Linked DNA regions of Mus musculus: regions 2, 3, 4 and 5 are each linked to region 1. A link is a loop called in an ENCODE intact Hi-C map of the cell type or tissue named here. Cell type or tissue: left cerebral cortex. All regions are shown on one strand.

The links. Peaks named below come from ENCODE experiments on the same cell type or tissue, not always from the same donor. Only the 100,000 strongest peaks of a DNase experiment are listed, where the experiment ranks them.
Region 2: a loop joins it to region 1, with 2.9 times the contacts of the local background. A loop is called at or near these places in 29 of 42 quality-filtered maps.
Region 3: a loop joins it to region 1, with 3 times the contacts of the local background. A loop is called at or near these places in 5 of 42 quality-filtered maps.
Region 4: a loop joins it to region 1, with 4 times the contacts of the local background. A loop is called at or near these places in 28 of 42 quality-filtered maps.
Region 5: it touches region 1 in a loop (2.4-fold over the local background); 8 of 42 quality-filtered maps call a loop at or near these places.

The regions. Positions count from the first base shown.
Region 1 is chrX:101,552,594-101,557,593 of GRCm38, forward strand. Taf1 (TATA-box binding protein associated factor 1) reads left to right here. Exons shown (of 39, transcript NM_001290729.1): 16 at 97-238; 17 at 573-703; 18 at 2,010-2,090; 19 at 3,929-4,078; 20 at 4,231-4,350; 21 at 4,582-4,757. Among named protein-coding and RNA genes, the nearest start is that of Taf1, 22 kb to the left of the region's middle. In left cerebral cortex, no CTCF peak of the experiment used is centred here; a DNase peak (open chromatin) is centred at 2,527.
Region 2 is chrX:101,660,274-101,665,273 of GRCm38, forward strand. Ogt (O-linked N-acetylglucosamine (GlcNAc) transferase (UDP-N-acetylglucosamine:polypeptide-N-acetylglucosaminyl transferase)) reads left to right here. Exons shown (of 22, transcript NM_139144.4): 6 at 979-1,058; 7 at 3,086-3,281; 8 at 3,570-3,710; 9 at 4,371-4,471. Among named protein-coding and RNA genes, the nearest start is that of Ogt, 23 kb to the left of the region's middle. In left cerebral cortex, no CTCF peak of the experiment used is centred here; no DNase peak of the experiment used is centred here.
Region 3 is chrX:101,426,626-101,431,625 of GRCm38, forward strand. Nono (non-POU-domain-containing, octamer binding protein) reads left to right here and starts at 3,026. Exons shown (of 12, transcript NM_023144.2): 1 at 3,026-3,137; 2 at 3,868-3,927. In left cerebral cortex, CTCF peaks have their summits at 1,342 (motif pointing right), 2,729 and 2,928; DNase peaks (open chromatin) are centred at 1,242 and 2,908; H3K4me3 peaks cover 2,024 bases; H3K27ac peaks cover 1,451 bases.
Region 4 is chrX:101,669,421-101,674,420 of GRCm38, forward strand. It overlaps Ogt (O-linked N-acetylglucosamine (GlcNAc) transferase (UDP-N-acetylglucosamine:polypeptide-N-acetylglucosaminyl transferase)), which reads left to right. Exons shown (of 22, transcript NM_139144.4): 13 at 337-495; 14 at 611-700; 15 at 3,028-3,153; 16 at 3,623-3,793; 17 at 3,903-4,019; 18 at 4,122-4,292. Among named protein-coding and RNA genes, the nearest start is that of Gm52429, 24 kb to the right of the region's middle. In left cerebral cortex, a CTCF peak has its summit at 2,690 (motif pointing right); no DNase peak of the experiment used is centred here.
Region 5 is chrX:101,442,568-101,447,567 of GRCm38, forward strand. It overlaps Nono (non-POU-domain-containing, octamer binding protein), which reads left to right. Exons shown (of 12, transcript NM_023144.2): 6 at 363-458; 7 at 728-924; 8 at 1,710-1,794; 9 at 2,121-2,223; 10 at 2,728-2,767; 11 at 3,552-3,661. Among named protein-coding and RNA genes, the nearest start is that of Itgb1bp2, 4.0 kb to the right of the region's middle. In left cerebral cortex, no CTCF peak of the experiment used is centred here; no DNase peak of the experiment used is centred here.

The DNA.
Region 1 (5,000 bases):
AGAACGATGAAAACACATCTGAGCTTAGTTGGAGAAGGCACCTTGGTAAGAGCTTTTATCCTTTATGTAATAAAATGTATTTGGCTTATTGGACAGGTTTTTATTTACCGGCTCTTTTGGAAGAGTAAAGATAGGCCACGGAGGATACGGATGGAAGATATAAAGAAAGCCTTTCCTTCACATTCAGAAAGCAGCATCCGGAAGAGGCTAAAGCTCTGTGCCGACTTCAAACGTACAGGTCCTCAGTGTGACTTCTTGTCTTCTCTGATGCTCTTGTACTCCTAAAGAATTATGACAGTCAGTTAAAAGAAATTATAACTAATAGAATAGAAATTGATGGTTGTAAGAGAAGGTACCAAACCTTGTAACTAGAGACTTTGATAATTTGATGATAATTGGTTGCTAGTATAGTCCAAGTGAGTATTTGCATGTCTTACATAAGATGTAAGAAACCTGACAGCAAGGTTTCTAAATTAGTCATATTTAGGGCATTTCATGGTTAAGTGTCAGGTAACTATACTGTTACTTTTGGGTGTTAGAATTCAGAACAGTTTTCCCTGAATCTTTTCCAGGGATGGATTCAAACTGGTGGGTGCTGAAGTCTGATTTTCGTTTACCAACGGAAGAGGAGATCCGAGCTATGGTATCCCCAGAACAGTGCTGTGCTTATTATAGCATGATAGCTGCTGAACAGAGACTAAAGGTGAGCCTCTTCTTGTCAGGCACTGCTTATGCCTAAATTTCTTTTCAGAAAGATAGAAGACAATTCTGTAGAGATTATAGTTACTAGATTATTACCAGTTATTCAACATTTTAAACTGTATGAGGTACTTTGTGTGTGTATGGATTCTAAGGAAAGCTACAGTATAGCTAAGTGGCAATGTGACGCTCAGTGAGGAACTTAAATCATATTGCCTTCCTTTAAAAATGATAGCACAATTGAGTGATGACTGTTTTGTAAAACAAGCAGGAAAAGGGCTTTGCAGCTTCCCGGGGAGGCAGAGATGATAGCTGGAAGTGTGGCTTATAAGGCTGTCTTAGTTAGGGCTTCTGTTGCTGTGCAGACACCATGACCATGGAAACACTTATAAAGGACAACTTGGAATTGGGGCTGGCTTATAGTTCAGAGGTTTAGTCCATTATCAACATGCCAGAAAACATGGTAGCATGCAGGCTCTAAAGAGGTAGCGTGAAGTTCTACATCCAAATTAGCTGACAACAGGAAGACAGAGTGACGCTAGGGCCGGCTTCAGCATTTGAGACCTCAAAGCCCACCCCCCACTGACAGATTTTCTCCAACAAGGCCATACCTTCTGTAATAAGGCCACATCTCCCAGTAGTGCCACTCCCTGTGAGCTTATGGAGGCCATTTTCATTCAAACCACCACAAAGGCCAAAACAGAAAAAGTCCAACTGAGAAATTCTGTAGTGAGAATTTTTCTTTCTCTTTAGCTTAGATTGCTTGGTTTTAAAATGGGTCCTAAGCTATTCACACATCCACATAAGTTCCTTGAAAATGTTTTTTGTCTGAGGGCTAGAGAGATGCTCAATGGTTAAGGGCACTGGCTGCTCTTCCAGAAGACTTGGGTTCAATTCCCAGCATCTACACAGCAGCTCACAACTGTTTGTAACTCCTGTTCCAGGGATCTGACACCTTCACACAGACATATATGCAGGCAAAACACCAATGCACATAAGATAAAAATAAATTATTTTTTAAAAGATTCTAGAAAAAAACTTGTTTGAACCCAGGGCCATGCACATGTTAGACAAGCATTCTGCCTCTGAACTAATGCAGCAAATTCCTTGGAGTCTGGCATATCTTCTAGGAGCTCAACGATCTCAAGGGTGCTCAACAGGAATATATACATTAAAAATGCAGGATCTATTTTCTATGCAGAATATGGTTTGGTATTTTATATTTGGATTTGGTATTCAGCAAAACTGTTTTTGGAGAAAATATGTTTTTTCCTTTGACCTTATTTATGCATAGAATTGTCTTCTTTCAGGATGCTGGCTATGGAGAGAAGTCCTTTTTTGCTCCTGAGGAAGAAAATGAAGAAGATTTCCAGATGAAGATTGATGATGAAGTAAGATTTTACAAATTATTTTTATTTTCTGAGGCAGAATCTTGCTTTATAATCCAGTCTGGCCTCGAACTTTAAATCTTCCTACCTCTGTCTCCCAAGTGTTAAAAGTACAGACATCCCAATATGCCCAGCAACACTTGTTTGTTTGTTTGGTTGGTTGGTTGATTGGTTGATTTGTTGTTGTTTTGAAACAGGGCTTCTTTGTGTAGCTGTCCAGGAACTCATTCTGTAGACTAGGCTGGCCTTGAACACAGAGATCCTCCTGCCTCCCTGCCTCCTGAGTGCTGGGATTAAAGGCATGTACCACCACTACCCATCTTGAAATTTTTTGTCTTTAATTATGTGTCTGTGTGTCTGTGTGTGGGTATGTGCACATAAGTAGGTGTGTGTTGGGGCTGAAGAGATGGCTCAGTGGCTATTAATACTGACTGCTGCTCTTCTAAAGGTCCTGAGTTCAATTCCCAGCAACCCACATGGTGGAGATGGTGACTCACAACCATCTGTGACAGATTTGATACCCTCTTCTGGTGTGTCTGAAGAGAGTAATAGCTTCCCTCTTTTAGAAATTTCTTTTTCTTTTATTGCCTTTTTCCACACAATATATTTTGATTGTATTCTTTCCCCTCTCAAAACTCCTTCCAAATCTTCTGATGAACCTCCCAACACATCCAATTTTATGTTCTTTCAATAAATGAGTATTTTATGTACTCATATACAATTAAATAAATAAATAAATCTTTAAAATGTAGGTGAGTATAGGTGCCTATTGAAGATCAGCTACATTGGATTTCTCTGTAGGCGGAGTTAGAGATGGCTACATTATGTGGGCATTTGGAACTGAACCCAGGTCTTCTGAAAGCAGTTAGCTTTCTTACCCGCTAAGCCATCTCTCCAGTCTGCATTATATTTTTCTTCCCTTTTTTTCTTTTTTCCTCCCCCTTTCCTCCTTCCTCCCCCTTTCCTCCTTCCTCCCTTCCCTTCTCTTCTCTTCTCGTCTCATTCCTTTTCTTTTGTTTTCTTTTCAAAACAGGGTCTCTCTTTATGTCATCCTTGCTGTTTTGGAACTTATATGTAGACCAGGCTGGCCTAGAACTCAAAGAAATCTGCCTGCCTCTGCCTCCCAAGTACTTGGATTAAAGGTGTGTACCACCATACCCAGCTATGTACTTTCATTAATTCAAAGAAAACTTTTAAAGATTTACTTTTATTTGTGTTTGTATGTGTGTGTGCCTGTGTACAGGGTACAAAAGAGGGGATCACATAGATCCCTTAGAGCTGGAGTTTTAGGTATTTGTGGACATGGGCCTTCTTATGTGGGTGCTTGGATCCAATTTCTAGTCCTTGTGATTGTACACCAAATGTTTTTACTCACTGAGCCATCTCTGGCCCTCAACACTTTTTAAATCAGTGCTTCTTGTTATCTTGTTTAAAAAGAAGGTTTTGGGCTAGTGAGATCTGTAATCCCATCACTCTTGAAGCAGGGGGATCAGATATTCAAGGATAAGCTTTACTACCTAGGGAGTTTCAGGCAACCTGGTCTAGGGACCCTATTATAAAAAATCAAAATAAGGGAGCCATGACAATCAAATACAGATGTCCTTTTAACTGTGAGCATCATGAGTGTGGGTACAACACTACCTTCTGAAGTTTTATGGAAAGTGGAGTGAAGAACATCATTGTTTCCTCATATTTCTTATCCTGGTTACACTCTGAGTATCTCTTTAATATCATGATATAAGTACCATAGAAGAGAGCCAGGCATTGGATAGCCACTACATTTAACTTGATAATTTAAGAAATCATGAAAATTACCCTGAGAATCCTTTCCTTTATCTCAGGTTCGTACTGCTCCTTGGAATACTACAAGGGCTTTCATTGCTGCCATGAAGGGCAAATGTCTCCTGGAGGTGACTGGAGTAGCAGATCCTACAGGCTGTGGTGAAGGGTTCTCCTATGTGAAGATTCCAAACAAACCGACACAACAGAAGGTGAGAGTCTAGAAATCAAAATGGAAGGACTGAGGGTTGAGCAGTCGATGAATAGAGTGGAGGGCCTGGACGTGCTTCATTTACCACAATGTCATAGATGCTTACTGTTAGGAGGTCAGCTTCAGATTTTTATTTGTTTCTGTTTGAGACAGGATGATAAAGAGCCTCAGCCAGTGAAAAAGACAGTCACAGGAACAGATGCAGACCTTCGTCGCCTGTCTCTGAAAAATGCCAAGCAGCTTCTTCGTAAATTTGGTGTGCCTGAGGAGGAGGTAGGTTTAGAAGAGGAAAACTCCTGGTAAGAGGTTTTGTATGCAGAGAGAAAAGGTAGGAAGCTAGAAAGAATCGTCTGGAGCTTCATATGCTGTAGAGGCTTTACCAAAACTTGTGAAACTTCTTTTAGGCTTTGATTTTTTTTTTTTTTCGGTTTCTAATCATGGCCCTGTTTTGTCCTTTAACATCCCTGAATGAGTTACATATGTGTAGTTCTGTGTTTCTTTCAGATTAAAAAGTTGTCCCGCTGGGAAGTTATTGATGTGGTACGTACAATGTCAACAGAACAGGCTCGCTCTGGAGAGGGGCCCATGAGTAAATTTGCTCGTGGATCAAGGTTTTCAGTGGCTGAGCATCAAGAACGTTACAAAGAGGAATGTCAGCGCATCTTTGACCTACAGAACAAGTATGTTATATTCATTCAGTACTGTTTAAAGTTTAAGCTAGAATATGGACGTTTCCTAGACATGCTATATTTTGAACTAATAATGCTTTTGTACATGCAAATCACTAACTCTATCTCCCGCTCTCAGATACTATTTTTCTATTTTGGAATGAGATAGCCCTGCTGATCTCGAACTTGCTATGTGGGGTATGTTGGCCTCAAACTTTTGATAATTCTATATCTATCTCCTATGTTCTGGGCCAT
Region 2 (5,000 bases), 110 kb after region 1:
TACGACTGTAGATAATCTAAGCTAAATTTGTCACATCTTTATCTAATAGAGACTTGTTTGTTATCTATGTAAAAGAAGTGTTTCTAGGAATCTTTAAAATATTTGAAAAGCTTTCAGTGTTTTAGTTAAATTTGCATTTACTATTCTAGAGGATTATCTTTCTAGGGCCTTAGCCCAGCATTCTACCATTGAGCTACTACTCCCCAGCGCCAGAACATCAGTTGCTTATTTTGTAAAAGTGTCTCAGAGAGCCCCAGGCTGCCTACAAACTTACTGTGTAGCTGATGGTGACCTGAACTACTGCATGCTCCTACTTAGACCTCCCAGCTGCTTGAATTACAGGTTTTTGCCATACTTGGCTTAATGTTCCAACTCTAATTACATATCTTACTGAGGACTTGCTGAGCTGTGTGTATGGAGTAGAGGAACATACATACTTAAGAGCTCACTGCTTGTTTCTACCACTATCTTTTAGAAGAGTTAAATTAACTGAAGACAATAGGGCCAAGCATTAGAAATACTTATATGGTAGCGCAAGCCTTTAATAGTAGCACTTGGGAGGTAGAGGCAGGTCTGAACTCAGGATCTCTGCAAGAGCAGTCAGTGTTTTGGTTTTGTTTGTTTTTATTTTGTTTTGTTTTTTGTTGTTTTTTTTTTTTTTTTTTTTTTTTTTCCGAGACAGGGTTTCTCTGTGTAGCTCTGGCTGTCTTGGAAGTCACTCTGTAGACCAGGTTGGCCTCGAACTCAGAAATTCACTTGCCTCTGCCTCCCAAGTGCTGGGATTAAAGGCGTGTGCCACCACCAACCAGCCAATCAGTGCTCTTAACTGCTGAGCCATCTCTCCAGCCCCACAAACTGAGTTTTATTCTAGAAACAAAATGTAATTGGATATTTAAAATTACTTCAGAATAAAAGCTGAATGAGAAGTTAATGTGATAAAATCCTATCTTTTTCTAACTGACTGTCTTCTAATTTTAGGCTGTCACCCTTGACCCAAATTTTCTGGATGCTTATATCAATTTAGGAAATGTCTTGAAAGAGGCACGCATTTTTGACAGGTAAGAATGTTATGTTTGATCAATTTCCTTGTCTTTCTAGTTTGGACTAAAATGTGGCAATAGCTTCCAGAAGGACATTTATCAGCGTGCTCTCCCCTCCTGCTTCGTCACACTCTATTTCACAGTTTGGTGACTTTTCTTGTTGGTTTTCCTGAATGCTTTTATCCTTACACTTAATTCAGTTGAAATTTCCTTTATTATAAAACTGTTAGATATGATTACCTTTTGGACTGAATTGTTTTCTTGATCTGATTAAGAAAGCTAAGTAAAACTTGACTTTTGACTTTCTTATTTAAAATCAGCTTTTCTTTTTTTCTTTCTTTTTTTTTTTTTTGATTTATTTATTTATTATATGTAAGTACACTGTACCTGTCTTCAGACCCTCCAGAAGAGGGAGTCAGATCTCGTTACGGATGGTTGTGAGCCACCATGTGGTTGCTGGGATTTGAACTCCGGACCTTTGGAAGAGCAGTCGGGTGTGCTCTTACCCACTGAGCCATCTCACCAGCCCCCTAAAATCAGCTTTTCTAATTTATGTGTGTGTATGTGTGTGTGTGTGTGTGTGTTGTATGTACAGGTGTGTGCAGGTGAATGGCACATGGGAGTCCTGAAGAGAACATTGGTGTCTGTCCCCATTGTATCATTTTGTACTTTATTCCTTTGAGGCATTCTTTCCTTGAACCCAGGGTTTACATTTTTGGCTAGGTTGCCAGTCAGTATACCTCAATGATCTCCTGTTGTAGTCCGGTGCTGAGGCTACATGCTTTTACATGGCCATACCTAGCTTGTTAGGTGGGTTCAGGGATCTAAACTCATAAATACACCAAAAATTCTTAACGACTGATCATCTCTCCAGCCACTTCATTTATTTTACTTTATGTGTATGGGTGTTTTACCTGCGTATGTATCTGTTGGCCATGTTGGGAAGCCAGAAGAGAAGGCCTCAGATACTCGAGAACTGGAGTTATACATGACTGTAGTTATACATGGCTGTGAGCTGCCATGTGGGTTCTAGGATTCCAACCAGGGTCCTCTGGGAGAGCAGCCAGTGCTTCTGCCCACTGAGTCAGCTCTCCCCAGCTCTCCAGCCTTTGGTAACTTTTTTGTTGTTAAAGGAAAGCCGAGCAGGAACACACAAATGTTTTTCTCTGAAAATATGTTTTATAGTCTGGCACTTGGGAGGCTGAAGCAGGAGGATTGCTGTGAGTTCAAGGCCAGGCCCTTGATAGAGTAAGAACCTTTCTCAAAAACCATCCTGGGCTTGGTTGTAGTTGCTCACACCTGTAATACTACCACTTGAGAGGCCAAGGGAGGAGGCTTGCTCAGAGGTGGAGGCCAGCTAAAGCTGAACAGTAAATAATCTTATCTTAAAAAAAAAAAACAAAAAACAAGGGGCTGGTGAGATGGCTCAGTGGGTAAGAGCACCCGACTGCTCTTCCGAAGGTCCGGAGTTCAAATTCCAGCAACCACATGGTGGCTCACAACCATCTGTAACAAGATCTGACGCCCTCTTCTGGAGTGCCTCTACTACAGTGTACTAACATATAATAAATAAGTAAATCTTAAAAAAAAAAAAGAAAAGAAAAAACAACAACAAAAAAATAAAACCCAACATATCCCAAAATAAAAACGCAGGGTCAACCATTTTTACTCAGTGGTAGAGCCCTTGTTTAGCATGCATGAGGCCCTAAGTTCAGTTCTTAGCACCACAAAAAATATATTTTATTAAAAATGAGATTTTGATATATAATAAATCATATCAAGTTAATTCTCATTAGTTAAAATTAATTGGCATTTCATTTAATAAACTATTAAGGTTAGTTGGGCGAGATGGCTCAGTGAGTAAAAGTGTAAGCCAGTGACCTGAGTTTGATCCCTGGAACCCACAATGGAACCAACTTCACAAAGCTGCCTTCTACTTGTGCACTGTGGTCCATGGCAACCTGTACACATATCAGAAACACTAATAATAATATGTTTAATTAGTTGCACTTTGTGTATATGTGTTTGTTTTTGTTTCCTCACAGAGCTGTCGCAGCTTATCTTCGTGCCTTAAGTTTGAGCCCAAATCATGCGGTGGTGCACGGCAACCTGGCTTGTGTGTACTACGAGCAAGGCCTAATAGACCTGGCCATTGATACCTACAGGAGAGCTATCGAACTGCAACCCCATTTCCCCGATGCTTACTGCAACCTAGCAAATGCTCTCAAAGAGAAGGGCAGTGTAAGGATTTTGCCTTATTTTTACTTCCTTGTTATGTGGTAGAAAAGAAGAGTCTTCATTCATATTACATACATATTAAGTATTGAGATGTACATATTAAGTACTGAGATGGTTATATTGATTTCCTTTGGAGTGTTGTTTGCTGGGCAGGAGGATACTGGAAAGTGTCTGTTTTCTGGTGTGTTCCCAACCATTAGACTCAATGATGCACCTACTTGAATTACTAGAATAACAGTGGTCTCTTTGATTCTTCTGTGTAGTTTCTGAATGGTTTGTTTCATTTTCCAGGTTGCTGAAGCAGAAGATTGTTATAACACAGCTCTTCGTCTGTGTCCTACTCATGCAGACTCTTTGAATAACCTTGCCAACATCAAACGGGAACAGGGCAACATTGAAGAGGCAGTTCGCCTGTATCGCAAAGCATTAGAAGTATGTTCAGTGCCGTGGCTGGAGGGTTTAGCCTAGCCTGTGTGACAATAGAGGGAAAGCAGTTGTTTGCCTGCCATTCACCTCTGGGTTGATTTTTATTTTATTTTTACTTTTGGTTTTAGTTTTGGATTTTGAGGCAGGGGTTTTCTGTGTAGCCCTGGCTGTCCTCGAACTCAACTGTGTAGGTCAGGCTGGCCTCAAACCCAGAGAGTCCTAAGTGTTGGGGTTAATAAAGGTGTGCCCAACCACTGCTCAGCTGCCATTCACCTCTTTAAGAGGATCATTCATTATTGATGTAAGGTCCTGTGGACATGTAAGACACCCCTATATTGAGCTCATTATGCATAGGTGAGATCTGCACAAAGATTGACCAGTAAGCTAAGTAAAGCTAGTGCAGTGAAGAACTCAGGCCTGTGTCTAGTGGTTAGTAGGTGTGGAGGTTGATAAAAGTGGCATTACTCAGCATGAGTAACAGGAAGAGAGGCATACCTCTCGTTTGAAATGAAGATTGGTATAAAATGGAGAAGCTGTAGAATTTGAGCTACTAGACTTAGAAAAGGCGGAGAGAAGTTGGGATACATGGGGACGTACTCAGGGCTGTGGGAGGTAAAGGAAGATTCTTTCTGCTATTTAATGTCCGCTGTGATCGGAACTCTGTAGGTCTTCCCAGAGTTTGCTGCTGCACATTCCAATTTAGCAAGTGTACTGCAACAGCAGGGCAAGCTGCAGGAAGCACTGATGCACTATAAAGAAGCCATACGGTAAGAAACTCAGAGCTGCTTTCTTTCTATTTTCATTTTTGAGATTATAATTATATCATTTTCTCTTTCCTGCCTCTCCAAAACCCTCCCATAAACCATACCTCCTTGCTCTCAAATCCATGGCCACCTTTTTCATGAATTGTTGTAACGCACATATATGTATATGTATTTATATGCATATATATTTCTAAATATAACTTGTACAACCTGCATAATGTTACTTGTGTGTATGTTTTTAGGGTTGACCATTTGGTGTCGGATAACCAATTGGTGTGCTCTTCCCTACAGAAGACTCTCACAGACTCTCTACAGAAGACTCTCTCAATCTCTTAGTATCACTTAGATTGCCTGTATATCTTTGCATAGGATTGACGCCTATCCCCCCACCCACCCAAATCCAGTTCAGCATCTTTTTGTTCTTTCTCTTTTTGACAAGATTTCTCTAAGTAGCCCTGACTGTCCTGGAACTTACTCTGTAAGACCAGGTTGACCTGGAACTCAGATCCACCTGCCTCTGCCTCCTCTGCCT
Region 3 (5,000 bases), 130 kb before region 1:
ATTTTTTGCAGGTTTTTTTAAAAGATTTATCTATTATTATATCTAAGTACACTGTAGCTGTCTTCAGACAGCTACCAGAAGAGGGTGTCAGATCTCATTACAGATGGTTGTGAGCCACCATGTGGGTTGTTGGGATTTGAACTCAGGACCTCTGGAAGTACAGTCAGTGCTCTTAAGCACTGAGCCATCTCTCCAGCCCCCTCAGCCTCCCAACTTTGCTAGTTTTGTTTGTCTGTTTTGAGATAGGGATTCTCAGTATAGTCCTGGCTGTTCTAGAACTCCATCTGTAGGCCAGGCTGGCCTTGAACTCAGAGATCTGCCTACTTCTGCTTCCCAAGTACTAGGATTAGAGGCATTCACCATTGCTAAAGTTTTTTTTTAATGTTTATTTTATTGAAGCATGTGTGTGCATACTTAAGCATGTATCTGAGGTTGTTTGTTTTTTCTTTTATTATTATTAATCATTCCATTAGTTTACATCTCAAATGGTATCCAACTTCCTGGTTACCTTCTCCACCAACCCACCATCCCACATCTGCCTTCCCCCTCCCTTTTATGAGGGTCCTCCCCTACCCACCCACACTCTCCCTGCCACACCACTCCAGCATCCCCATACTCTGGGATATCAAATCTCCCTGGGATCAAGGGCCTCCCATCCTCTGCTACATATGTATCTGGAGCCAAAGATCCCTTTAGGTATACTCCTTGGTTGGTGGTCTAGTCTGGTTGGTTTGTTTTTTAAGGCAGAGTTTCTCTGTAGGTCCTGACTGTTCTGGAACTCACTCTGAGACTAGGCTGGCCTCAAACTGAGAGACTGTCTACCTCTGCCTCCCAAGTGTTGGGATTAAAGACATACACCACAACTGGGTTATGCCTGAATATATGTATGTTGTGGATCGCAAGCCTGCAGGAGCCTGAAGAGGTCAGAAGAGGTGTTAGATGCCCTGAAACTAGTTACAAATAGTTGTGAACTGCCATGTGTCTGCTAGGAATGTAAGCAGCTCCTCTGCAAAAGCAGTACGTGCTCTTAACTCCTAAGCCATCTTTCCAGGCCCCGTGTTACTATTTTTTCCAAGAAAATCATTGCATACAAAAAGTCACAGCTGGGGCTTCAGGGATAGCTCAGAGGTTAAGAGCACTGGACCTAGGTTGGATTCCCAAACTTGCATGGTGGCTATCTGTAACTCCAGTTCTAGGGATCCACCATTGTCTTCTGTCCTCCTTAGGCACTACATGCACTTACATACATGCAGACAAAATACACACATAAAATAATTAAAACAGTCCATGTGTCTGTGGACTACATGCATGTATTACCATCAGAAGCCAGAAGAGGGCGTCAGATCTCCTGGAAACTGGAGTCCCAGCCAGCCACCAATGGGAGCTGGGGTAGGTACCCTAGTCCTCTGGAAGAACAGTCAGCACTCTTTACTGCTGAGCCATCTCTCCAGTCCCCATTAAATCTTTTTTGAAAACAGAAAGGGTCATGGTTTAGAAAGTATTCACCTTTTAAATCATGTATACATATACATGTATGTGTAATTTTGTTGTTATTGTTTTGTGTTGAGACAGAGTCTTAGGTACTGGATACCTTGCTACTCACTGTGTAGTCCAGGGTGGCCTTCTGGGCAAGGAGGCTCCTTTTTCAGCCTCCTGAGTACAGAAGTTAAAGGCTTAATCATTTCTGTTTGATTGTGACAGTCATACGTAGTAAACAGCTGTCATAATTGGATAGTGGATATAGGAGATCAGTAGTAGGGCTGAAACTTCATACTGAAGGGCATTATCTGATCTTGATCCCCCCCATTTTCTTTTTTCATAATAATGTGCTATCTTATCTCAAAGAATTTGGGAACCATTGGGATAAATATACCCACTATAGTAAGTTGTAGCCATATGTTGATGCACACGCACACGCAAACGGGGTGGATTGGGTAGAATATAGCTAGTCTCTACTACTGTATTGAATGGTGCCACAGAACCTTCCCAACATTGTAAGAGGCTTATTAGACAGCACAGTTCCATATCATTGTATCCCCATACAAGGTATAGGTAATGCCTATTGAGATAATCTGCCATCAGGAGTATGAATTAATTACTGAGGATTAACTACTGGTGCCTATCTATTGAACCTTGTAATCCTTGGTTAACCGCCTGGGAGAGCTAGGCATTATGGAATAACGAAGGTTATTATTACCTGATAGGCCTCCTATGGGATAAAGAGTAGGTCTGATGTGAAGACCTCCAACATACTGGTTCAGGCACCGCCGACCAACCTGTTGAGTCTCTCTGCGATGGGAACCTTAGTCTGTTTGGCCTATCGGGTTCTCTGGTTACTATGGAAATGGTGCTAGTCACAGTTCTGGGTAATCACTGAGCTTAAAGTGTCAAAATCGTTTGCCCTCCTGCCTGTTTCTACAATCATGTCCATTTCAGTTACACTTCCCAAACATACCCAGCACTGAGAAAGGAAACTAAAACTGTATAGGGTGTCAGGGTAGACGCTTTGAGGAAGTGTGGAAAAAAAGAAACATGGCGGGGCACATTTTTTTTTTTCAGTAGCAAACGGCTAGCTCTACCACATAGAATACAATGACATTGTTAGTCTTAATTTTGCACAGGCGCAGTGCATAAATTCTCAGCACACGCCTACGTGCACATTTTCCCCCCTTTTCGCTCCGATCTTCCTCTCGCACAAGTTCTCTTCTCTCCTCCTCCCACCGCTAGGTTTTCAGTCCTTCCGTAGGGCCGGGTGAGCCTCTCCTTCCGACCCCCTACCTTCCACTGCTGGCTCCCCCTCCCCCTTCCTTTTCCGTCTTGTGCTCGGCGCCTCTAGTGCATGCGCATAAGCTACGAAGCCTCGCTCTTTGTCCCCATCTGTCGTTCACACGAACCCAAGGCTTTGACAGTCGGTAGCCAATAAACGTTAAGAAATGGCGGACTAATGAGACTTTCTCGGGAGATAAACTTTGACTGGCAGTTCACATAGCCAATCGGGAATCCAAAATTGACCCCCCCCCCCCTCGGGAGGTACCGAGCTCCGTCGGCTCGTTTCCGGCGGTCGCGCGCTCTTTTCTCGGGACGGTGGAGGCCGTGCAGCGTCGCCCATACTCCGAGCAAAGAACTGTGGCCAGAGGGTGAGTTTGGGGATGGCTCTTTGGTTGCTTAGGGATGCGGTGGGGCTTCCTGCGACACTCTGGAAAGGGAGGGGTTGGGGCGAGGCCGAGTTTGCACACGGGCTATGGGTTCCGAAGGCCCGGGAGGCCTTTCCCCCTCCGCACAAGGCCTTCGCAGCCCACCCATGGGGGCCAGAGCGCTCCCTGCTCCCCGCCGCGGGCATTAGCCAATGCTTTTCTTGCTTCCTTGCCCAGACTCTTTGTGCTGCTCACCCCCAATTTTAGTGGCCCTAAGTTGTTGGCTTCTTGAACGCCCTGGGCCACAGGGTGTGGGGTCTATTATACTAAGGCCCTGAAGTCGAGGTTAGAGGAGGAGGCGCTTTGCTTTGTCGGATGCTCCTCCCTAGCCTTTCAAGGCCATTAATTCCTAGAGGGCCTGTGGGGCCCCTGGAGCTATGGATTTTTTGTTGTTGTTGTTTTGTTATTTGAAACGAAAGTGGGAAGTTTGCTAGTTCAGACCCCTTGGCTTTTGGTGCTAAGTTCATGAAACACCCTCCACCCCACCCTTGCACGCGCGCGCGCGCGCGCCTTTTTTCCGAACCCCTTGCTCCTTAAGCTTTTCCTAGGCATTTGTAGGCATCGCTTTTCTAAATTAAAAAAAAATGTTGCTTTCTGTGGCATTACTTTCGAGTATTTTTCACTTTGCGGACGTCTTACTGTAAGCTGACACCTTTCTTTGTGTTTTTAACAGCAGTCGAGGTTAGTGAGGACTGCGAGGCAGACACTTTGCTGTGTTCAAATCCAAGTCAAGGTAGGTGCAGGAGGTAGGGTCATCAGGTAAAGTGCAGGATGCTTAACTAATACAGATTTTACAGATGAGAAATTAATTTGGGGGGCACTTTTCATGTTATTTAAGCTAAACCGTTTTTAGAATCTGAAACTAAAATGTGACTGAGTGGTGTGGGTTTTTTTTTTTGTTGTTGTTTTGTTTTTATAACCCCTAATTATGGCTGTTCTAATAGGGGTTAGTGCTTAAATTTATGTTTGTCCACTTCATTGTTTTTTAAATAAAAAGTCCTAAGAAACTCAGCCGCCTTTACCGTGATTGTATTCTACAGCTTTAACAGTCGCCCACCAGGCAACCATATCAGCCTAGCAAGTTCACACTGGATTTCTCTAGCAGTTTTTCATTTAGTAATTTGACTCTTCTAAAATTGAGAGGACCTTGATTTAGATTTCAGATACCTGTGATTAATATGGTCCTGAACATGTCTGCAGGTATATCACACACAGTAGCTATAGTCTCTTTCATTGTGGTTAATCTTAGGACGTGATAGGAGACAGAAATCCTAACTGCTGATCTCTGTAGTTAGGGTTTGGTAAGTTTATTTCTGCAAAATTATATTATTGCATTTAACATAGGAACATTTCTTTCATGCTTGGTACTTGCTGTGTATACAGTGGTAATTTAGATTCTTTGGGCAGTGCTAACCTTCCTTGGTAAATGGAAACTTATGGAGAAGACTACATGGAAGGGAAAGATTTTGAAATCTGTCACCATGGGGATTTTTATTCAAAAACAAATAAAATAAATTTGGTTGTTACACGTTATCCATGCACTCAGGAGGCAGAGGCAGGTGGATTTCTGAGTTCCAGGACAACCAAGGCTACACAGAGAAAGAGAGAAACCCTGTGTGTGGGGGGGGGGGGGAAGAAAGAAAGAAAACAAGTTCTCCATGGTCAGACATGGTGGCAGAGGCAGATGGACCTCTGAGAGTTAAAGGCCAACCTGGAGTACAGAGTTCCAGGACAGCTAAGGCTATGCTGCGAGATTGGGTCGAAAGGAAGGAAAAAAGAAAGAAAGAGAAAGATTCAATTGTTGGG
Region 4 (5,000 bases), 120 kb after region 1:
CTTTATATTTCTACCTCACAATTACAGGGTCTCAGGGGTGCACCAACATGCTCATGTAGTTTTTGTCGTTGTTGTTTTGTCTCACTACATGATACTGGATGGCTGGTAACCCAGTGTGTAGGCTCAGCGATCCATATGCCTCAGCCTCCTGAGGGTTGGGATACCATATGCCTGCTTTTCATGTGGTTCTGGCATCAGAACCACTAGGACTTTATATGTGCTAGGCAAAGCGCACTACCAACTGCGCTTCATCACCAGTCTCAGTTCTAACGGTTTTTTAGATAAAACATTTACACATGACTTGATTTTCCTAATGACCATTTATTCTGCTGCTAGATTAATGTCCTTCATAAACCACCATATGAACATCCAAAAGACTTGAAGCTCAGTGATGGCCGATTGCGTGTAGGCTATGTGAGTTCTGACTTCGGGAATCACCCTACTTCACACCTTATGCAGTCTATTCCAGGCATGCATAATCCTGATAAGTTTGAGGTAAGAATGGGTTTTTTGGTGGCTTTACCCTGTCATCTTCAGCATTAACTTCACTTCCTTTTGAGAAGGTTGGAGCAAAGGTTATTGAGCACACTGTCCCCTCCCTGCCTTTCAGGTATTCTGCTATGCCTTGAGCCCGGATGATGGTACAAACTTTCGAGTGAAGGTGATGGCGGAAGCCAATCATTTCATTGATCTTTCTCAGGTAAAACTGTGATCGTTCTGATCCTTCCATTTTTTTTTTCCCCTAAAAGATTTTTAGTTTTATATATAGAGAAACCCTGTCTAGGAAAAAACAAACAAAACAAAACAAAAACAAAACCCTACTGAATAAATAAAAGAATAAATAGTTTAAAAAGGAAATACATCTTGGGTGTTAAGAAGATGAGGATTTCTTTCAAAGAAAGCAAAGGCTATGTGAGGCCCCCATCTCATTAAAAATAAAACAACACAGTAGTAGAAAGTTGCCTTACCTATTTCTGAGAATGTTTGTGTGTTGTTGTTGTTTCTTTCTTTTTTTTCTTTTTTTTTTCTTTTTTCTTTTGGTTTTTCTGTATAGCCCTGGCTGTCCTGGAACTCACTTTATAGACCAGGCTGGCCTCGAACTCAGAAATCCTCCTGCCTCTGCCTCCTGAGTGCTGGGATTAAAGGCGTGCGCCACTACCGCCCAGCTTTGTTGTTTCTTTTTTTTTTTTTTTTTTTTAAAGATTTATTTATTTATTATATGTAAGTACACTGTAGTTGTCTTCAGATACACCAGAAGAGGGCATCAGATCTCATTACGGGTGGTTGTGAGCCACCATGTGGTTGCTGGGATTTGAACTTCGGACCTTCGGAAGAGCAGTCGGGTGCTCTTACCCACTGAGCCATCTCACCAGCCCCCAGCTTTGTTGTTTCATTCTTTTGTAGGGTGGCAGGGGGAGCATTGAGGCAGAGACTTACTATGCTCCTAACCCTGTCTGGCCTGAAATACACAATGTAGACCAGGTTGGCCTTCTGTAGTGTTCCTTTTGCTTCAGCCCTCTATAAGTTCTGAGATTGTGGTAGGTGCTACCATGCCCTTCTGGTTAGTTGTCTTTATTTCTGTGTTTGGCTCTGTTCTTTACTCTGTAAATTTTGTGATGAATTAAAGTTGAAACCTATGGGAGAATTTAATTTGCTGTAGGTTCTATTATTCACATGGGTGACAAGTAAAGAAATATACCTTTAGACATGAATATGTCTAACTAAGTATGCATATATTTGCATGTAAACACATGTATAAATAAGTCACTGGATTGGGGACATAGTTAATGTAGTATAGTGCTTTCCTATTATACATGAAACCCTGGATTTGCTTTGTAGCACTGTATAAACTGGGTGTTATGGCTCATACCTATAATCTCAGCATTTTTAGAGGTGGAGGCAGAGACAGTGGGATCAGGGTTCACGGTCTGTCTGGGCTAGAGACCATGCCTCAAAAATGAAGTCCAGACATGCTCAGTCAACTGTGGAGATCTTGCAGTACTACTCTTGAACCTTCTTTTCTGAAGACTGGGTCTCTCAGTGAACCTGGGGCTAGGCTGGAAGCTAGCAAACTCTGTATCCTCCTGCCTTCAACCTCCACAGACCTAAGGTTTGAGGTGCACATGGGTGGCCACATCTGGCTTTTTATATGGATCCTGGAAGCCACACTCAGGTCATCTTGCTTGTATAGGAAGCACTAGCACTCTTACTGAGTCTGTTATAGTCCTCTGTTTATACCACTTTCCATTGTAATTATATTATGTCAAACTTCTAGTCATCTTTTGTTATGTGGCTTATCTGTCTATTTTTTAAGACAGAGTCTTAAGTATTTATCTCTAGCTGGTTGCAAAGTCATAATGCTTACCTACCAGGCTCGTAACAATGTGCTTGGCCTCTTGTTCATCTTTGAGGCCTATTTCAAATACTAGCTCCTTTCTGGAACTTACTAAGCCATTCAATTTAGATGGAAGCTTAGCTTCCTTTATTTTCTATCTCTGCAATGCTTTGATATTATAGCAGTCCTAAGCTCTATGTTGCCTAGTTCACTGACTTGGTTTTCATCTCCTTTTTTTTTTCCTTCAAACTTAGCCTGTTTTTTTTTCTTTCAAAGAGGTAAACAGTAGATTATGTGAGAGATTTTAATCATGTCTGAGTACACCGTAGCTGTCTTCAGACACACCACAAGAGGGCGTCAAATCTCATTACAGATGGTTGTGAGCCACCACGTGGTTGCTGGGAATTGAACTCAAGACCTTTGGAAGAGCAGTCAGTGCTCTTACCCACTGAGCCACCTCTCCAGCCCCCCCTCATCTTTTTTTTTGCGACAGGGTCTCTTGTAGCTGAGGCTGGTGTTTATCTTCTGATCCTCTTGCTTCTACCTAACAAGTGCTGGGACACAAGAGTGAGCCACTGGCCCTAGCTTTCCCATCTCTTTTTTTCATCTAGGTCTCTAAATTCTGTTTAATGTTATTAAAACCAATTGTATTAATCTAAGATTCTACATCGTTCTTCCTGTGTGTTCCACAGATTCCTTGTAATGGAAAAGCAGCCGACCGCATCCACCAAGATGGAATTCACATCCTTGTGAATATGAATGGGTATACCAAGGGTGCTCGGAATGAGCTCTTTGCTCTTAGGCCAGCTCCTATTCAGGTAAAAGAACAATCACTTACAATGTCTATTGGTCTGAAAAGATAGTGGGTTTTGGGTTTTCTCCATCTGGCTAACTGCTCTGGAAAACAAAAATAGACATTCTTTATTTTAAAAGTGTGTTCTTGGAATGGACGAGGATAGATTTTTAGGTGTAGACATAGTGCCTACCAGTAAAATATCAGTGGAAACAGGCATTTCATGGTTTTCTATTAACAGCTCCTTTGCTTAACACATTTGAAGAACACCTTAACACAAAGTTATTTGGAAAGGCTGCTGGATTGCTCTTGACTAATGAAACCAGCCTCTCATTTATTTACATACATAATTTGAGAGCCTTTTGATGAAGATTCTCGTTTGAAAGAACTCCTTTGGGGAGATGGTTGCTATATCTACAGTAAGTTGGTAGGTTTATGGATGGATAACAGTTGTTAGCTTTTGGTCTGATTGTTTTTGTTTGTATTTTTTTAAGGCCATGTGGCTGGGCTACCCTGGGACTAGTGGTGCACTGTTCATGGATTACATCATCACTGATCAGGAAACTTCCCCAGCTGAAGTTGCAGAGCAGTATTCTGAGAAACTGGCTTATATGCCCCATACTTTCTTTATTGGTGATCATGCTAATATGTTCCCTCACCTGAAGGTAGGCAGAAAACAATGATATGAGGAAACCCCGAGAACTGTGTTTGATCCTCCCTTTGTTGTCCAGATTCACCTTTACGAAAAGGGATGTCTGAATTTTTTTCCATTAGAAAAAAGCAGTCATCGATTTTAAATCCAATGGGCACATTTATGATAATCGGATAGTTCTGAATGGCATCGATCTCAAAGCATTTCTCGATAGCCTACCCGATGTGAAGATTGTCAAGGTCAGAACCTAGTCAGCATTTGTCATTGAAGCAAATCAAATTTGTGATTTTTTTTTTTTTTGTTTATAGTTCATTTTTGTCTTGCTGATTTTTTTTTTCCAGATGAAATGTCCTGATGGAGGTGACAATCCAGACAGCAGTAACACAGCTCTTAATATGCCCGTTATTCCCATGAATACGATTGCAGAAGCAGTAATTGAAATGATTAACAGAGGGCAGATTCAGATAACAATTAACGGATTCAGTATTAGCAATGGACTGGCGACTACACAGGTAAAAGGACTGTAATTATGTATCACATACATGACACCCATCCTTTCCTCTAAGTCTTATGGCCACTCCATTTTACAGAGTAAGAGATAAGCTTATTGGGAACTGGCTCTTTTGAAGCTGTGTCTGGTTTTAAAGTCATTTGGCTTCAGCTATCAGGCTCCTTAGTGAGAACCTACTGTGCTAACATTTTGTATTTGCCTTTCTGTGCACCATATAGTTTTTGCTTCTGTAAACTTATCCTTTCTCTGGCCAAATCCTGCACAACCTTTCAATTCAGATCTTTTTTTGTTTTGTTTTGTTTTGTTTTTTTTCGAGACAGGATTTCTCTGTGTAGCCCTGGCTGTCCTAGAACTCACTTTGTAGACTAGGCTGGCCTTGAACTCAGAAATCCGCCTGCCTCTGCCTCCCGAGTGCTGGGACTAAAGGCGTGCGCCATCACGCCCCGGCTCTTTTTTTTTTTTTTTTTAAGATTATTTATCTTATGTATATGAGTACACTGTAGCTGTCTTCAGTCACACCAGAAGAGGGCATCAGATCCCATTACAGATGGTTGTGAGCCACCATGTGGTTGCTGGGATTTGAACTCATGACCTCTGGAAGAGCAGTCAGTGCTCTTAACTGTTGAGCCATCTCTCCATTCCCCTCCCCCTTAATTTTTTTTAAAAGTCAGTTTAGCTGGGCAGTGGTGGCGTCCGCCTTTAATCCCAG
Region 5 (5,000 bases), 110 kb before region 1:
GAGACTATTACAGAGATCTGAAACCTGGCTCCATCTGGGCTGTTATCCCCAAATTATTCATAATGCTGGTAAGAGGGACTCGATTACTTGGGGCTAGGTATAAAATTCTTTAGAAATATGTTTAGATGTGGTGGTTCATATCCATAATTCCAGCCAGTACTTGGGAGGCTAAAGCAGGAGTGTCATTAACCTCAGACTGGCCCAGTTTACAGTCTGAATCCTTGCCAACTTCTCATTTCCTGTCTAAAGTATGATAGTTGTCCAGTCTTATTCCTAAGTAGTTCCTCGTGCCAATGTCAGGTGTCGGGAGCATACTTGTTAGGGTATGGCCTCATTAACACTAACTTTCTTCTATCACCCAGATTTCCTCGGCCTGTGACTGTGGAGCCTATGGACCAGTTAGATGATGAAGAGGGACTTCCAGAGAAACTGGTTATAAAAAACCAGCAATTCCACAAGTGTGTGGTCCAGTAGTTGACTTTTATACATTTCTGGGGAGGGGTGGGATGTGTGTTTATATATGTGGTGTTGGTAGTTGAACCCAGACCCTTAACATATTTGTCTTACACTTCATCCCGTAGTTATTTTTCTGTTCTTGAAACTTGAAGGGGTGGTTAAAAGAGGCATGTCTTTGCTGTATACCTGTGTTTGCTTGGCCTTTAAAAGAGAGTGATTCTATGGAATCTTGGACAAAAGTATTATCATACATAATGTGTATTGTCTATAGGGAGAGAGAACAGCCACCCAGATTTGCACAACCTGGCTCCTTTGAGTATGAGTATGCCATGCGCTGGAAGGCACTCATTGAGATGGAGAAGCAACAGCAGGATCAAGTGGATCGGAACATCAAGGAGGCTCGTGAGAAGCTGGAGATGGAGATGGAGGCTGCACGTCATGAGCACCAGGTTATGCTAATGAGGCAGGGTGAGTAGAGGCCTGTAAGTAGGGAAAGTGGAATACATATCAAATACCAGTTTTGTTCAGTAATTTCTTTATTTCTTAGTAGAAAAAGACAAAGTCTCTGTTTTTATTCCCTGAAATACTTTGTTTATCCTAGTAGGGAGATGAATTTGGAGATGGGTATAGAATACTAGAAGAGTCAATGAAGAAAGAAATGGTTAAGTTTGAGTTTACTTGCATGATCCTTCTGGGATTATATATTGTCTTAGTTAAGGGTTCTGTTGCTGTGATAATACACGAAGCATGGCCAAAAGCAGTTTAAGGAGAAAAAGGTTTATTTTATCTTAAAATTTAGGTCACTGAGAGACGCTAAGGCAGGAACTAATGTTGATTAGATTGTTACCCAGGGCTTGTCCATCCCCCCCTTTGTTTATTTTTGGATGTTGATGTTTTTGGGGGTTTGTTTGTGGCTTGGTTTCCTTGGTTTCTCTGTGTGGCCCTAGCTATCCTGAAACTAGTCTGTAGAGCAGGTTGGCCTTGAACTCGAGGTCTGCCTGCCTTTTTGCCCTTTGCCTCTCAAGTGCTGGGATTAAAGGTGTGTACCACCATGCCTGCTCATCCACCCACCATGAGCTGGCCCCTTCCACATCAACCAAGAAATTGCACCGTAGGCTTATCCACTGGCCAATCAAGGTTTCCTCTTCCAGACTGACTATATCTTGTATCTTGCTTGGCATCTTTGCTTTCTGGATATTTATGGGAAATTGTATATATGTAAAGAGAGTTCAAAATTCTCAATCTGTTGCTAGATTTGATGAGACGTCAAGAAGAGCTTCGGAGAATGGAGGAGCTGCATAACCAAGAGGTTCAGAAGCGAAAGCAGTTAGAACTCAGGTAACTTTTTTTTTAAACATTTATTTATTTGTTTTGGGCCTGGTTTCATGCCACAATGTGTGGAGGCCTTCCATCAAATGGTCCTAGGAATTAAACTTGTCATTAGCCTTAATAGCAAATGCCTTTATTCACTTAGAGCTGCATTGGTTCTAGGAATTGCCTAAGGGCTTCCTTAAAGAGAAAGAACTCAATGCTGGTCTCTTAATTTCTTTGAATATTGCCCTTATTCTTGGCAAGCTGTGCTAGCTTTTAATCTTCTTCCTATTCAACTGGTCTACTCATTTTTCCGGTATGTCTTATCTTAAAATACCTTGATGATTCTATAGGCAGGAAGAGGAACGCAGGCGCCGTGAGGAAGAGATGCGGCGACAGCAAGAGGAAATGATGCGCCGACAGCAGGAAGGATTCAAGGGAACCTTCCCTGATGCGGTATATCTCCCATGTGCCTATGATGTGGTAGGCCAGTCATCATATAAGATTATGAAATGTCTGTAAGGGTATTAGGTTATGAGCAACTTTTCTATATTATGAAATTCCTTTTAGGAAAAAAATGTTGGTAGTAGGTGAGGTAAGGTTTGAGGGAGAGAGAGCTCTTGCCATATATAACAAATTTAGGATGGAAATCCGGGACTACTTTGTTTCTTATTTCCAGTGATGATAAGAGAAATTTGAGTCCTGGAGCAGACTTCTGCTAATGTACTGCTACCCTTGTAATTACATGGTTTGCAGCTCTAAGAAGTTAACTATTTCTTCCTCCTGTGGCCTCTAATATAATTTTCTAATAGAAAATTATAATTTGTTACCTGAAATCACTGTACAAATAGCAAGAGGGCATTAGTATGTCATCACTGTTTACTTCCCTTTGTTGTCATCAGTGCATTGTAATAGAGTAAATGGTGTCTTGGACTGTGTTGAGTGTATATTGTTTTTCAGAGAGAACAAGAGATACGGATGGGCCAAATGGCTATGGGAGGTAAGGAGTTAAGAAAGAATGAAATAGTTCTGGTGCCTTTTGGGGGTGGGAATAAAAGGTAGTTAAAAAGTAGAGAGCAGCAAGTATCCAGGAACCAAAGAACTGCCTGTCTGGTTTTGGTTTTGGTTTTTAGGTTGGCTGGCCAGTTATTGTGATCTGCCTGTTTCTGCCTCTCAAAACCAGGGGTAGCAAGCATGTACAGCCCTGCCCAGCTCTTTTTTTGTTCTTTTGAGACATGTTCTTACTGTGTAGCCCTGGCTGTCCTGAAACTCACTATGTAGACCAAGCTGATCTTAACTTAAAGAGATCCACCTACCTCTGCTTCCTAAGTGCTGGGATTAAAAGCTTGAGCCACAATGCTCAGCTTTTGATGTGCAGACTGGGTTTTTAATTGGATTCTCATGCTTGCAGAGCCTTCTTTTTCTTTCTTTCCTTTTTTTTTTTAAGATTTATTTATTATATATAACTACACTGTAGCTGTCTTCAGACACTCCAGAAGACGGCATCAGATCTGATGGTTGTGAGCCACCATGTGGCATTTGAATTCAGGACCTTCAGACATGCTCTTAACCGCTGAGCCATCTCTCCAGCCCCTTTCTCTTCTTTCTTAATCTGCGTTATAGAGCTTCCACCTAGTCTAAATTTAAATGACATCACATTTCCAAGAATATTAGGGCTTATAGGCTGGGCGTAGGGGATTGACTACATACTGAATTGCTCCCTTTGGTAGGGGAAGAGAGTGTTAATGTTTTCCCCCTATAGTGACCATACTACTCTACTTTAGGTGCTATGGGCATAAACAATAGAGGCGCGATGCCCCCTGCTCCTGTGCCACCTGGTACTCCAGCTCCTCCAGGACCTGCCACTATGATGCCAGATGGAACCCTTGGATTGGTAATAAATTTCAGGGATGTCTAGTGTGTGTGTGTGTGTGTGTACACGTGTACATATAGGTGAGCTAGAGGTCAGCTGCTTGTCTCATTTATTGCTCAGGTGCCATCTGAGCAATAAATGACATGAGCATAATGCCGCCTTGAAGTTGCCAGTTAGGCTAGGCTGACTGGTCTGTGAACCGCAGGAATCCTCTGGTTTCCCCAGTGCTGCTGCCATTACAAATACATGCCACTATGCCTTGCCCCTCTCCCCCTTCTTTGAGTCCTCAAACTTGCAGAACAAGCATTTTACCCAACTAAGCTATCTTCTCAGCATTTCCTCCCTCTGACTTTGGTACAGATGCTGATCTTCAGGACTGACTATTGGTATTCATAAAATGGTGCAGATGATTGAAGACAGGATGTGATATATGCTAGGCAACAAGTGTTGTCCCACTATCCCATATCCTTGGTCTTTCAGTTTTTACTCTTGAGAAAATCTAGTATATGCTGTTTTAGCCTTGGGGTTAAACTATAGCCTCTGACTGTGATCTGATTAATTGTTAGTTATTGCTATCCTCTGTAAACAAGTTGCTTTTTTAAAAAGATTTATTTATTATATGTAAGTACACTGGAGCTGTCTTCAGATATGCCAGAAGAGGGCATCAGATCTCATTACAGGTGGTTGTGAGCCACCATGTGGTCGCTGGGTTTGAACTCAGGACCTTTGGAAGAACAGTCAGTGTTCTTAACCGCTGAGCCATCTCTCCAGCCCAAACAAGTTGCTTTGTTGTTTGGGTTTTGTTTGTTAAGGTAGGGTCTCTGTAGTCTAGACCAGCTGGCCTCAGTCCTCCTGCCTCTTCCCTCCCATTGCATATACCACCATGTCTGGCCAGCAGGTTGTTCTTTACATGGGGGAAGTCAAGGAAGGTTAGATATTATGATGTATATATAACAGATGTGAATCCAAGGGCCTTGTGCTTCATAAAGTCCTGAAGTTGTTCTGGTTGTAATGTCAAAATGGAATGGGCCAAAACTGGATAGATGTAAGGTTCCTAAAGAACAATAGTCTGTTTTTCCTGGCTCATGAAAAAGAAATTGGCTAGAACCTATGCAACCTCGAAATGTCAGTTGTATGTAAAATGTGGATAGAAAGCTAAATAAAGATGGATGGATGACTGACTGGAGCCGTAACTAGTAAAGCCTGCCTTTCCTCTCAGGGTTCTCCATTAGAGCTCTAAACAGACTTGGTTGCCTGTCTCCTAACAGTCAGGAGGAGACTTGAGTAGTTAAGTAGAAATGGCCTGTAGTGGGAAGAAACCTTAGATGAGCTAGAACCTGCAGAGATAGATTCTACTGTA